Regions from separate parts of the Homo sapiens genome. Here regions 1 and 2 are each linked to region 3. The links are chromatin contacts, found by Hi-C in ENCODE. All regions are on one chromosome and are shown on one strand. The core of a region is the stretch at or near the end of the contact, and the rest is flanking DNA. Distances in the headings are between cores, read along the strand shown. Region 1 holds the start of FANCI (FA complementation group I). Region 2 holds the start of POLG-DT (POLG divergent transcript). Region 3 holds the start of AP3S2 (adaptor related protein complex 3 subunit sigma 2).

Region 1 (4,012 bases), core at 721-3,220, 650 kb before region 3:
GGGAATGGTAAGGGGCTTCCATTTGTACTTTTTCTCTGGACTCCTGTAAATATTAGTAGCTATAATGTTGTTAAGATAAACAAGTACTATTGACAAGGTCTGAAGAACATTTAGTTCCATTACTGTAAACCTGTTTTTAACTGGATGTATTTTCTAGAATCAGTGTATCACTAGCTTCTCAGTGTATAGTGTCTAGTCAGTGAACCAGACGGATAAGATTTGCTCCTTAGTTAAGGAAGCCTGCACCAGGGTGAAAAACCGTTGTTGTTAATCTGAATGAATCTGTTCTTCTCTTCTTTTGCATATGTAACACTTATTAATGCAAATGGAAAACACAGATGATGCATTCGTGCAACAAGAGGAGACAAGAACCCTGAGGCATCAATGCCAGTGGGTAGACACACAGGCAATTCAGTAAGTACGTCTGGGATGCGCCAGTGGAGGCTCGGAGAGGCTAATGAGCTTGTTCTAGCTACCCAGACCCACAGATTCATGGCTGAATCCCAGAAGCAGCCTGGGAGATTTTGTGGGGAGATGAGGCAAAGTCATCTACTTCCTTGGCAAGGTAAAGGATTCCTTTCAGGAATCATCTTCTACCTCAAGCTGCCGTGTTTTAGTTAAACATCACAGCTCAGTATTGGGACAGAAATGTAGAAGGAAAAAAATGCTGAAGGGTCACAAGCAAGGAGCAGGTCTAGACAGCTGAGAGGAACCATTCTCCTCCAATAGCTCTGTTTCTTCAATAACTGGCCATGTAGACCCGTTCTACCCCCGAGGGCTGGGAGTCGAGTCAGGTTCCAGACTGAAATGCTCCCTGATCTTAGCATTCCTTCACTTGCCATCCCACAGGCACCTCAAATTTGGTGCGTCCAACTCTGAAGGGCTCATCATCACCCCATCATCCTTTTCCTGTGCTCCCTGTGTTAGTCAACTGCAGGATTAACTCCCCGCCCCCCAACCCCAGTCGCTCAAGCCTGAACATTCCTCAACAACGCCCACACCCCCTCAAATCCGGATATTTGGGCTTCCTAAATCTCTACCTCCTAATCTCTTTCACATGCGGTCCACTCCTTTCTGTCCCCATTGCCAAGGTTGGGCCACCACCACCTATCTTTGGGACAACTTACAGTCTTCTAAGGGGGGTCCTGCCTTCGGTCCGCCCCACCTGGCTCATCTCTTTTCAACAGTTTCTGCGGTCCTCACCTGCCCGAGACAGCAGTCTACAATGCGAACACAGTCATGTCCTTCCCCTTCAGCGGTTCCCCACTGCCCCCAATATGAAAAGGAGTTAGAAACCCCTGCCTTCCCACTCCCACCGAGCACCTTCGCCTTCTGAACTGGCCAGGGGCTCTGTTGCTTGCTCGTTGCTCTCAGACCCTTTGCGCAAGGTGCTCCCTCAACCCAAAATAGAATCTCGGCCCACCCTCTGTCGGTCTTCGCCCCACTGTCAGTTGTTCATTTAACAAATATTCGCTGCTTTTGCCAGGCTATGCAATAAACGCTGGGGTTACGCAAGGGGAGCGCAAAACAAAACAAAACAGAGAACAAACAAAAACCACAACTCCCAAAAGTCCATTAAGACCCCTAGCCACAGGGGGCTTACATCTGAGGGGTTACCGTCCCTTGGCACAAGGTGGAGTATGAAATCCGCCTCTGCCTTCCAGGCTTTTCCAGTGCCAAGACCTGCGGGGCCACCAATTGTGAGTCCCCTCCCGCACTGACTACTCCCTCAACAGGACAGGAGGGAAGCTGAACCTGTCGGGACACCGCGCTGGGCACGCTCAGGTCCCACCGCGCGTGCTCATCGGCGGTCCCTAGCGCGAGTTCGGACAGGCAGCGCCCCCCTCCGACTGTGAGCTGGGACGCTCCCGCACGCTTCCCGGCACCCCTTCAGTCTTCATGGTACACCCCGCCCGCAGGTACCCGGACGGCGGAAGTGAGCCGCGGGGGCGGATCTTGTTGTTACGGGTAACGGAAGTGTGGCGGCGTTGGGTTGAGCGGGCTTTTTGGAAGTTTGTGGCGGAGGTGAGGCCGAGGTGACTGCAGAGCGGCTCGCGAGGTGCTCGGGCTGTGGGACTGGGCCCCTGGGAGGGAGCGGTTCTGTGGGGGAAAGGAGGCTCCTGTCCTGACTTGGCGTTCTGGTATTTTCTCTGGCGTGGAAAGTAGGCGCGCTCCGCTGTCTCCCGCCGCCTGCCTCAGCTTTCGCGGTTCCCTCCTAGGGGTGTGCCTCAGTCGGAGCCCCTTCTGTTAAATTCTTCCCCCTTGGCCGAGGGTGAGCTCTTACTTCTGAGAAATTTCCCTTAACCTTGCTTTGCATTTGTTGTCCGGTCGCGGTCTCCATCACCAGCTGCTTCGTGTTATAGTTTTTGTATTTGCGCTCACGGCTTGTTAACTGAAGAACCCGGAAGGGAAGGCCGCGGCGTTTCCCGCCGGCGGGGCTCTGCCATTCTCGGATCTTGGCTTCAGATCTCTGATGCTCCCCAGCGTCTCTTGGCAAGGAATCTACTTCGCGTTCAGGGAATTCACAGCCACCCGCCTCTGGTCTTACCTCTGGTTTTAGGATGATTTTAGCAAATGTGCCTAGGTTGATTTAAACGTATCCCCCTCCGAAGCCGCCTGCCCCTTCTGGCTGGACACCTTTTTAGGTTGGTGTGTCCTGTTTGCATCCGGTAGTTCAAAGCATGGGATCTTGGAGTCCGGAGCTGGACAGACTCGGGTTTCACTTCTCTCTCTGCCACTTGGTAGCCTTCTAATCTTGGGGGAAATTCCCTAATCTCTGAATCCCAAAAGTTGTTCATCTAAAATGGGGCTAATATTACACCTACCTAGTAGGTGGTGTTGTGGGAGTCATGTTAATGAATGTAAAGTGCTGGGTTCAGTGTTTTCCCTATTATAGGGGTTCAATAATTTGTTCAACAAACATTTGTTACCTAGTTTGAGCTAGGTACTGTGCTAAGTGCTGGAGATACAATGATAAACAAAACCAGCTACGGCCCGTGTCCTTAGGGGACTTATAGTCTAGTGGGAGATAACATTTGTTAATCTGATAATTACACATGTAATATTAAAAATTGGTGACAGTATGTAAGAGAGTTTACTGGTGCCATGAGAGGATGTACTAGGGGAACGTTTAACAACCTATACTGAGCTTTTCTTTTCTTTTCTTTTCTTTTTTTTTTGAGACAGAGTCTCCCTCTGTTGCCAGGCTGGAGTGCAGTGGCGCGATCTCGGCTCACTGCAACCTCCGCCTCCTGAGTTCAAGTGATTCTCCTGCCTCAGCCTCACAAGTAGCTGGGACTACAGGTGCGTGCCGTCACGCCCAGCTATTTTTTTTTTTTTTTTTTTTTTTTTTTTTTTTTTTTGTATTTTTAGTAGAGACGGGGTTTCACCATCTTGGCCAGGAAGGTCTGGATGTCTTGACCTAGTGATCCGCCCGCCTTGGCCTCCCAAAGTGCTGAGATTACAGGCGTGAGCTACTGCGCCTGGCCTAGACTGAGCTTTTGAGGAGATGTGGATTGAGCTAAGATCTGAAGGATTTGTAGGAATTAGTAATAAAAGATTGGGGGGCAGTGGATGGAAGCAGGAATATTTATTTAAGTTCCAGATGGAAACATGTGGAAGGGCCTGTGGCAGAAAGAACTTGGAGATTTGAAGGACTGGAAGCAATTCTGCATGGCTGGAGCAGAGTGATGAAAGGGAGGTAGGCATGGGTCAGAACTTGCAGGACTTATTTTATCCTTACTTAAGGGTTTTGGACTGATAAAGCAATGGAAGCCACTGAAGAGCTTTAAGATGAGGATGGCATGGAGGGAAGATAAGTCACATAATCAGGTTTGTGTTTCAAAAACATCACTTTAGTTGCTGCGTAGAAGGGAACAAGTTAGGAAACGATTGCAGTAGTTCAGGTGAGAGATGGTGGTGGCTTGGGGTAATGTGTCAGTAGTGGAGATGGAGAAAAGTAGACAGATTTGGGAGATATTTAGTAGGTAACATTGACAGGACTTGGTAATGG
Region 2 (4,099 bases), core at 308-2,807, 560 kb before region 3:
CAGAAAGTGAGTCCCACATAAACAGGGGTCTAGTCCTAATTCAACACATCAGCGCTCCCTACGTGAGCACCCAGCCCGTAACAGGACCTCAGAAAATGTTCACTGAAACAAACTATTAAGCTGGGCCCCCATGCCTGCTTATGTCCCCAACCCTGCCCCTACTTACCAGGCCGAGGGGGATATGGCCACCGCCAATGTGGGGCAAGTTCCCTCTGCCAAGCAGACCTCCACGTCGAACACCAGGGCCCGCTCCTCGGGGATGGCCACGGGTACGGCCTCCCCCTCGGGGCCGTACCGGGTCCAGCCCTCCGCCCAGGCCCAAGCCGGGGGCTTCGGGGGCAGCTGGGCCTGCAACAGCAAGTTGGCCGCCTCCAGGTAGGGCAGGCTCTGCTTCTGGGCCAGGAGGCGGAAGTGCTGGTCCAGGTTGTCCCCGTAGAGGGGCGGCAGGCGCAGCTCCACGTCGGGCAAGGGCACGGCTGGCTGCCCCCAGAGCCCGTGCTTCTGCAGGTGCTCGACGCTGCGGCGCACCGCGGCCTCGCCAGGCATCTCCCCTCCTTGCCCGAAGATTTGCTCGTGCAGCCCTCTCGAGAGCATCTGGATGTCCAATGGGTTGTGCCGCAGCTGCCCGCCCTCCGAGGATAGCACTTGCGGCTGCTGAGGCTGCTGTTGCTGCTGCTGCTGCTGCTGCTGCTGCTGCTGCCGCCGCCGCTGCCCGTCGCTGGGGTCGGACGCGGGGACGGAGCTGGAGACCCAGCGCCCCGGAGCTGGAACCGGCCCTGGCCCGACGGTGGCGCCGGCCACCTTCCTCCAGAGCAGGCGGCTCATGGTTGGTGCAGGGACCCCCACGCTGGGAGTCAGAACACCTGGCTTTGGGCTCCAGCTTGGCTTCTTTTACTGGCTGGAAGACGTGGAGAGAGACACGTCCTGTCTCTGCTCTCCTGTCAGTGAAATGGGTTTGACCATGCCTGCCTTCCACCCCAAATCCTAAAGGAGACAGATGATATAAAGCGTTATTTTACCATATATGTAATAGGTGTATCCATAATCATCATTCCTTGAGCATTTACTGCGTCCCCAACACTGTGCCAGGCGCTTCAGTTGCATTTTCCGTTAAGCCTCAAAACTTGGGAAACGTCAATACCCCTCCTGGGGGAACCGGGGTCCACGCAACTTCGTCAGTGAACCCACGTGGGGAAGCCGAGGGCAGCGAGTAAGAGAGCAGTATCTGGAGTAGGGCGACGCGGTTTTGAACCCCGCTTCTGGCTCTCTCGAGCTGTGTGACCTTGGGCAAAGCTCCTTAGGCCCTGATATCCTATTCTGTAAAATGGGATTACGGATTCTGCCTGTCACACCGGGCTGCTGTCTGGGGGACACAGGGCGCCTATGTCGTGCGGCCCTGCTCTTGGCAAGCGCTCGGCAAATGGTGGCTGCCATTACCGCGACCGGCGCGGGCCTAGCGTCGAGAGGTGCCAGCGCCCGGATTCGAACCCGCAGGGTGGGCCGCCGTCCCCCGGGACCCACACCCACACCCGGACCACGGCCCACCCGGCCGAGAGCGTCCTGCAGGAGGAGTCGGCGGCCACCCCCGTGCGCCCCGCCGCCCGCCTGCGCCCGGCAGAGGCGCCGCGGTGCGCCCTGGGACTAGCCGCCGCCCTGCTCCGGGCCTCGCTCCCTGACTGGAGAGGGAGGGGCCGCGCCGTCGCTCAGCGACCCGGCCTCCCCGCCGCCGACCCCGCCGGAAACCTCGGTCCTCACGGTGCTTCCCGGTCTGCTGCTCCCCCGACCCCAGGCCCACGGCACGGCGTCCCCCTTCGCGCGGCCTACGCAGCCTCGGGGTAGCGTGTGGCCTCCACCCGGCCGGTCCGCTTCGCTGGCAGCCGCAACTTCCCGTCTGCACCCAGCTAGGTCCCGCGGCTACCCGAGAGGCAAGCGGGAGACTCCCAGCGCGACCAATAGGAGGGCCGCCAATGGAGCGGTCCGCCCGCGGGGGGAGAAGGGGGACTTCTGGGTGGGCTCTCCCTGCGGAACGCGCGAACCAAAGGCCAACCTCCCCTTCTCAAGGAGCAGGTGGATTGGTCCCGAGCTAGCTGGTGGGCGGAGGTGACGTTTTTATAAGTTGCTCAAGAGACGGTAACAACCGACGGGCCGCGTGGCCTAATGGATAAGGCGTCTGACTTCGGATCAGAAGATTGCAGGTTCGAGTCCTGCCGCGGTCGAAGGGAGGTTATGATTAACTTTTAGTTTATTCCTCCCTCAGGAACGAAGTATTGGGACAATGTGAACGTAGTCGCCGCCGATTCCCACCGCACTTCAAAGATGTGGGAACGCCAAGATCCGCGGAAGTAACCACGCCCAGCAAGTCCCTGCGAGATTGCCCGCCTACGTGTCTCAGCGGAGGCACATTTCTAAAATGTACCAGGTCTCTCGCACCCCGACGCAGGTGGAGGAAAGTGGAGAGGGAGGGGCATCCTGTACAGAAATCTCAATTTATACTCAATTGATGGTTGGCAAGAGTTGGGGCTCGCAGCCAAAGCGAGGCTCCCTCCCTCGCCCATCCGGTGCTGCCTCCTCGTCCAGAGCAATTCTGAGGGGTAAAAATGTTGCCTTCCGTTGAACCTGAATTTGCCCGCAGATGCTAGCCTCCGGCCCACAGCGCGGCTGGAGCTTGTCCCCTTCCCCAGCTGTTTCCAGTCTCCGCATCCGTCTTGTGTTGCTCCAGGTGCTTCAACAGCTCTCAGCGCTCGGTGGTTGGTGAACTGTGGTAAAGTGCACGCAGAATAAGGTCTACGTGATTAAGCACCGCCTGGGGGTTGGGGTCTGGAGGCCCAGCTGCACAGATGAAAGGGAGGCTCAGAGACGTTTGGGACCAACCGAGATCACACAGCTGATTAGGAATAAAATTCAGGTCAAGCTGAAAGTCGGCCGCCACCGTCCAGCGTGGATCCCAGGACACCGTGAACGGACTACAGAAGTTGACTTTCGCGTTTTTAAGGAGTGGGGTGCAGGGAAACAATCCTCCGCCGGCCCTGCGGGCTGATGCCGACCCTCACCTGCTCCCGCCACGTGGAGAGGTAGAGAGAAGCCCCGGGCCAAGCAGCATTGAGCCCTGGTCCCTTCTATTTAAATATGAAATATTTTGCATACACTTTTCTAGATGTACTTAATATACACAATGTTTTAATGTTTGTGATTTTTTTGTTTTGCCAAAAAAATACAATCAATCAGAAATTCATCTGTTTTTTTTTTTTTTTTCACATAACTGTTGACTTTTACAAAATACTGGAAGGAGAGGCTCTCAGCTTAAATCAGGGAGTCCCTGAATGGGGAAAACATTTTCATCTTGTTTCTTCTAACCGCCTACTGATACTTGGCATTTCCTCCAATTATGAGCATAGGCTGTCAGCCACAGTGGTATTAACAGTGCCTGTGACTTTGTCCCCTCCAGCAACCACAGATATTTTCATAACGCATTACAAGTGCTGCACATTTTTCAAAATTTGTTTGCACTTATCTGTACTTCAAAATAACAGGGGTTACTAGACTGCCACTAGATCCTGTTAGTTAATAAGTTTACCTATTTGTCCTAATATTTGAATACCTTTGGTGTCCTTTGTAATCCTTCATGTTTTATGTGCTTAAAAACACTATTCTTCCATATAACCAAAAACTGCCTGTACCCCTATTGAAATAAAAATTAATAAAACATATTTCACAGAAAAAAATTAAAAACAGAAACACTACTCTAGGCCAGGTTCAGTGGCTCACGCCTGTAATCCCAGCACTTTGGGAGGCTGAGGTGGATGGATTGCCTGAGCTCAGGAGTTGAAGACCAGTCTGGCCAACATGGCGAAACCCCATCTCTACCAAAAAAATACAAAACTTAGCCCGGCATGGTGGTGCACGCCTGTAATCCCAGCTACTTGGGAGGTTGAGGGAGGAGAACCTCTTGAACCCGGGGGGCAGAGTCTGCAGTGAGCCGAGATTGCACCATGGCACTCCAGTCTGGGCAGCAGAGTGAGACTCCATCTCCCCACTCCCCACCAAAACAACAACAACAACAAAAAAAAGAAAAAAAAGAAAGAAAGAAACACACTATTCT
Region 3 (4,552 bases), core at 1,576-4,075:
TAAACTACCAATTGCTTACATGCCTCAGTGATTTTAATAACCCCTCATATCTTTTTAGTACTCTGTAGTTTTCAAGGTACTTTCATCCATGAGCTCATGAGGTCTTATAAAAATCCTATGATCCAAAGATACACGAATGGGCAATAAGCACATGAAAAGATGCTCAACATCATTAGTCATTTTGGAAACTGAAATCAAAACCACAATGAGCTGGGTGCGGTGGCTCACGCCTGTAATCCCTGCACTTTGGGAGGCCAAGACGGGCAGATTACTTGTGGTCAGGAGTTCGAGACCAGCCTGGCCAACACAGCGAAACCCCATCTCTACTAAAAATACAAAAATTAGCCAGGCATGGTCGTGGGCACCTGTAATCCTAGCTACTCAGGAGACTGAGGCAGGAGAATCACTTGAACCCGGGAGGCAGAGGTTACAGTGAACCGAGATCACGCCACTGCAGCCTGGGAGATAGAGTGAGATTCAGTCTCGGAGGGAAAAAAAAAAGCCACAGTGAGATACCACTTTACACCCACTAAAATGTCTTTAACCAAAAATAAATAAATAAATAACGAATGGCAGGGATGTGAAGAAACTGGAATCATTATACATTGCTGATGGAAATGTAAAATGGTGCAGCCACTTGGAAAATTTGTCAAATAGTTTGCAGTTTCTCAAAATGTTCACCACAGTTACCATATGATCCAGCAATTCTACTCCTAGGTATATAACCAAGAGAAATGAAGTCATAAGTCCACATAAAAACTTGCACAAGAATGTTCATAGCAGCATTAATTAGAAGAGCCAAAAAGCAGAAATATCAACTTATAAATTGACAATCAAAATATGGCATATCCATATAATGGAATATTATTCAGCAATAAAAGAAATGAAGAACATCAGATACATGCTACAACATGGATGAATCTTGAAAACATTATACTACATGAAACATGGCAGACACACAAAAAACCACTTATTTATGATTCCATTTATAGGCAACGGAATAGGCAAATTCCATTTGCCATTCTGGAACTGGCAAATTTAGAGGGAAAGAAACTCTCTGGGGCTGGGAGAGTCATGGAGAAATAGGGAGTGACTGCTAATGGGCAGAGGTTTCTTTTTGGGGTGATGAAAATGATCTAAAATTGATTGTGGTGATGGTTACACAGCTTCTGTGAACATGCTAAAAAACACTGAATTGTCCCCTTTAAATAAGTAAACTGGGGCCGGACACAGTGGCTCATGCCTGTAATCCCAGCACTTTGGGAGGCTGAGTCCGGTGGATTGCTTGAGCCCAGGAGTTCAAGACCAGCCTGGGCAACATAGAAAGACCCCGTCTCTATAAGTAAATAACATAAAATAAATAAGTAAACAGTATGGCATGTTAGTTTTATCTCAGTAACCCTGTTAGAAAAAAACTAGGGGGGAAATTTGCATACACACAAATGCAAATACAAATAGTTACGCTGAATACTCATATACATACATATATATATATACTTTTTTGTGTGTGTGTGTGATGGAGTCTCGCTCTTTCGCCCAGGCTGGAGTGCAGTGGCGCTATCTTGGCTCACTGCAAGCTCCGCCTCCCGGGCTCACGCCATTCTCCTGCCTCAGCCTCCTGAGTAGCTGGGACTTGGAGGTGCCCGCCACCGCGCTTGGCTAATTTTTTGTATTTTTAGTAGAGACGGGGTTTCACCGTGTTAGCCAGGATGGTCTCCATCTCCTGACCTCGTGATCCGCCCGCCTCGGCCTCCCAAAGTGCTGGGATTACAGGCGTGAGCCACCGCGCCCGGCCTGAATACTCATATTTTTACCTCGATGTAATCTACTTAATAAAATGTAATCTAGCTTTAAAAATCTTATGAAGGAGTAAAATTATTTTTTCATTTCTAATTGACAAAAGACAATAAAAGTCTGAAAAGGGTTTATTAACTTGTCAACAGACGCAAGAGTAGAAAAGGTGGAGCTGAAGCCTGAACACGTTTTCTGGCTCTTTCCCCTCTTCAGTTCCACCAGTCCCCCAATTATGTAACATTTTGAAACCCTGCCATGAAGAAATATAATCTTCGAAGACAGGAAGCAAATACTGATGTTTATGTGTTTGCAAAGGAACGTGTTGGGAAAATTCAAATTTACGTAATCACTTATTGAGCCCTTATGCGGCAGCATTTATAATTTCTCATCATTTTTCCACTTTTAAACTGATTTTCTTCAACCCTAAGAGTGAAGGGTATCTAGTCTCTGGAAAGTCCCAGCCAACACTGAAGCAAAATAATTCCAAAAAAAAAAGAACTTTTCCAGTTCTGGCTATAACAAAAACTTTCAGAAACTTAATATTTCTTCCTCATGAAACTGTGGTCAACAACCAAAAAGATGACAGAATGTGACTTCAATCACTCAAGTTCTCATCGAGGCACACTCCCCACTGTCGCTTCTATCTCGTTCCCAGAGACCCACGGGAAAATGTCACAAAATGGCACAGAAATGCCAGGATCAAGAAAAGGGTCAGCGAGAGCGGGGCAGTAGGGCGGGAGACAGAAGGCCTGGCACCAGCCTGCGCCTAGATTAAATGCTTAAGTAGGGCGAGGGTCATGCTCGGTGCAGGAGCCCCAGGTGACCAAAGAGCGGTGCCCCCGGGCGCCGAGAGGCCAAAGAGGAGGGAAGACATAGTGGGCGCCCTGAAGGGGCGTGGTGAAGCCGGGCCGCACTCACGAAACGCTGGTAGAAGCGGACTAGCCGTGGCTTCCCATGGTTGTTGAAAACCAGAATCGCCTGAATCATCTTTGCCAGCCACGGTTCTCTCAGCACCGGCTACTCCCAGAAAGCTCCTCCTTCCGCCACAACACGATCACTTCCGGTTGGTGCGCTGCTGAGAGCGGCACTCGGAAACTTGGCCCCGGCGCTCACGAGCCCTAGCACCCAAGGGTCCGGCCTCTCTGACGCCTTGGAGGGCAGGTGCGGATGCCGAGGAGAGTGGTCACCTCGGCCAGCGTTGGTTGGCCAGTCAGGATGCGAATCCGGATCTATGTCCCTCGCCCAGACCGACGGCTGGCCCCAGAAGCCGAAACGACCGTCAGCCGGGTTGCCAAAACGGAGAGGCGGCGGGAGCTTGCTTTTCTCACCGCCCGCTCCAAATCATGCACTCCCGCCATCCCCTTAGCGCTCGCAGAACGTTCCGCGGAGTGGAGACGCCGGTCATTCGGCCGTTCGTCGGTTATGGAACATTTCGTTCATTTTAATTTTTCAGTATTATAATGCTGCAGTGAATTACGTAGCTGTCTCTCCGTGCAGATGGGCTGTTCCTCTATGGTAGACGGTGAATGGTGGAATTAAGGAATTTTTAGTGCATTTCCATTTAAAATCCCAAATCGATCAAGTTCTTATTTTTGTTTGTTCTTTTAATGACCCAGTGTGGGTGAAGTGGAGCATGTCCGTATACTGCAGATGGAGCAGCGGATACAGATGCAAATCGATCCAGAGGACTGTTTGGCGATATGGATCAGAAGCCTTTAAAATATATAACAGTCCGGGCGCGGTGGCTCACGCCTGTAATCCCAGCACTTTGGGAGGCCGAGGCGGGCGGCTCACTTGAGGTCAGCAGTTCGAGACCAGCCTGGCCAACAAGGTGAAACCCCGCCTCTACTAAAATTACAAAAATTAGCCGGTTGTGGTGGCGCGCGCCTGTAGTCCCAGATACTTGGGAGACTGAGGCAGGAGAATGGCTTGAACCCGGGAGGCGGAGGTTGCAGTGAGCTGAGATCACACCACACTGCACTCCAGCCTGGGTGACAGATATATAACATATATATATATATATATAAAACATTAGACTCAGCGTTTCCAGCTCTAGAATTTATGATAAAATGATTGTGGATGTGTGAAAAGATTTAGCCTGAGGAACATACATTTCTGCCAGAGTATCTTCAGAACAGTAAAAAAAAGAAGAAAAAAATATATATCTCAGCAGTGTTATTACAGGGGAAAATGGGAAGAAAATTATTACAAAAATGAGAAATTGGTTAAGTGCATTGTTCTACATTGAATATGAGAAATATTAAATAGATAATAAAAATCATGCTGGGAAAGATTTATGATACGGAAGTGTTCATGACACCTGTTAAGCTAAAAGATTACACAAAGTATGTACAGGGACAACCCACTTTGCTCAAGATTGGAGGCAAATACACCAAAATATGAATCATGTATCTGATGGAATGGCAGAGTCAGGGTGTTTGATCTGTACAGGACCCTGGAACCACACTGCCCTGATTCAAAGCATGGTTCTGCGGACTGCCTGGGCACCCTGGGCAAGTTTCCCCATCTGTAGAAAAGGTGTAATATCAGTTTCCTAAACTGGAAAACTGGAAAATGAGTCTACTGACTTCAGACAGTTGTTATAAACACAAAGGGAGTTAGTATAATATTTGTAAGCACTTGGACAGTGCATGGCACATAACTGAGTACCACATAAGTGATTTAAAAACATCTTTGGGTGGTAGGATTATCAAGTTTTCCTTTTTTTCCTTCAAAGAAATATGTACTACTTTTGCAG

Evidence for each region. A loop is a pair of places that touch in the nucleus more often than their neighbours do. Pooled maps may share reads with other maps.
Region 1: a map of CD8-positive, alpha-beta T cell shows a loop between it and region 3 (12-fold over the local background). The contact joins the promoter of FANCI here to the promoter of AP3S2 in region 3. A Hi-C loop is called at or near these places in 1 of 168 maps with a recorded cell type or tissue (CD8-positive, alpha-beta T cell), 2 of 37 single-sample maps with no recorded cell type and 7 of 50 pooled maps.
Region 2: a map of naive thymus-derived CD4-positive, alpha-beta T cell shows a loop between it and region 3 (6-fold over the local background). The contact joins the promoter of POLG-DT here to the promoter of AP3S2 in region 3. A Hi-C loop is called at or near these places in 2 of 168 maps with a recorded cell type or tissue (both naive thymus-derived CD4-positive, alpha-beta T cell), 3 of 37 single-sample maps with no recorded cell type and 14 of 50 pooled maps.

What each region holds. Positions count from the first base shown.
Region 1 is chr15:89,242,009-89,246,020 of GRCh38, forward strand. It overlaps FANCI (FA complementation group I), which reads left to right and starts at 1,971. Exons shown (of 38, transcript NM_001113378.2): 1 at 1,971-2,025. RefSeq lists an enhancer at 2,174-2,553.
Region 2 is chr15:89,332,930-89,337,028 of GRCh38, forward strand. It overlaps POLG-DT (POLG divergent transcript), which reads left to right and starts at 1,558. Exons shown (of 2, transcript NR_186332.1): 1 at 1,558-1,925; 2 at 2,258-3,232. It overlaps POLG (DNA polymerase gamma, catalytic subunit), which reads right to left and starts at 1,895. Exons shown (of 23, transcript NM_002693.3): 1 at 1,744-1,895; 2 at 167-984. The coding sequence starts at 825. POLGARF (POLG alternative reading frame) reads right to left here and starts at 880. Exons shown (of 2, transcript NM_001430120.1): 1 at 167-880. The coding sequence starts at 880. TRR-TCG1-1 (tRNA-Arg (anticodon TCG) 1-1) reads left to right here and starts at 2,144; the gene lies at 2,144-2,216. RefSeq lists enhancers at 1,163-1,664, 2,534-2,633, 2,644-2,713, 3,054-3,103 and silencers at 1,354-1,953, 3,911-4,080.
Region 3 is chr15:89,891,169-89,895,720 of GRCh38, forward strand. It overlaps AP3S2 (adaptor related protein complex 3 subunit sigma 2), which reads right to left and starts at 2,826. Exons shown (of 6, transcript NM_005829.5): 1 at 2,713-2,826. The coding sequence starts at 2,781. The region is part of intron 5 of ARPIN-AP3S2 (ARPIN-AP3S2 readthrough); the gene reads right to left. ARPIN (actin related protein 2/3 complex inhibitor) reads right to left here. Exons shown (of 6, transcript NM_182616.4): 6 at 3,838-4,552. RefSeq lists enhancers at 1,115-1,864, 2,857-3,006, 3,361-4,108.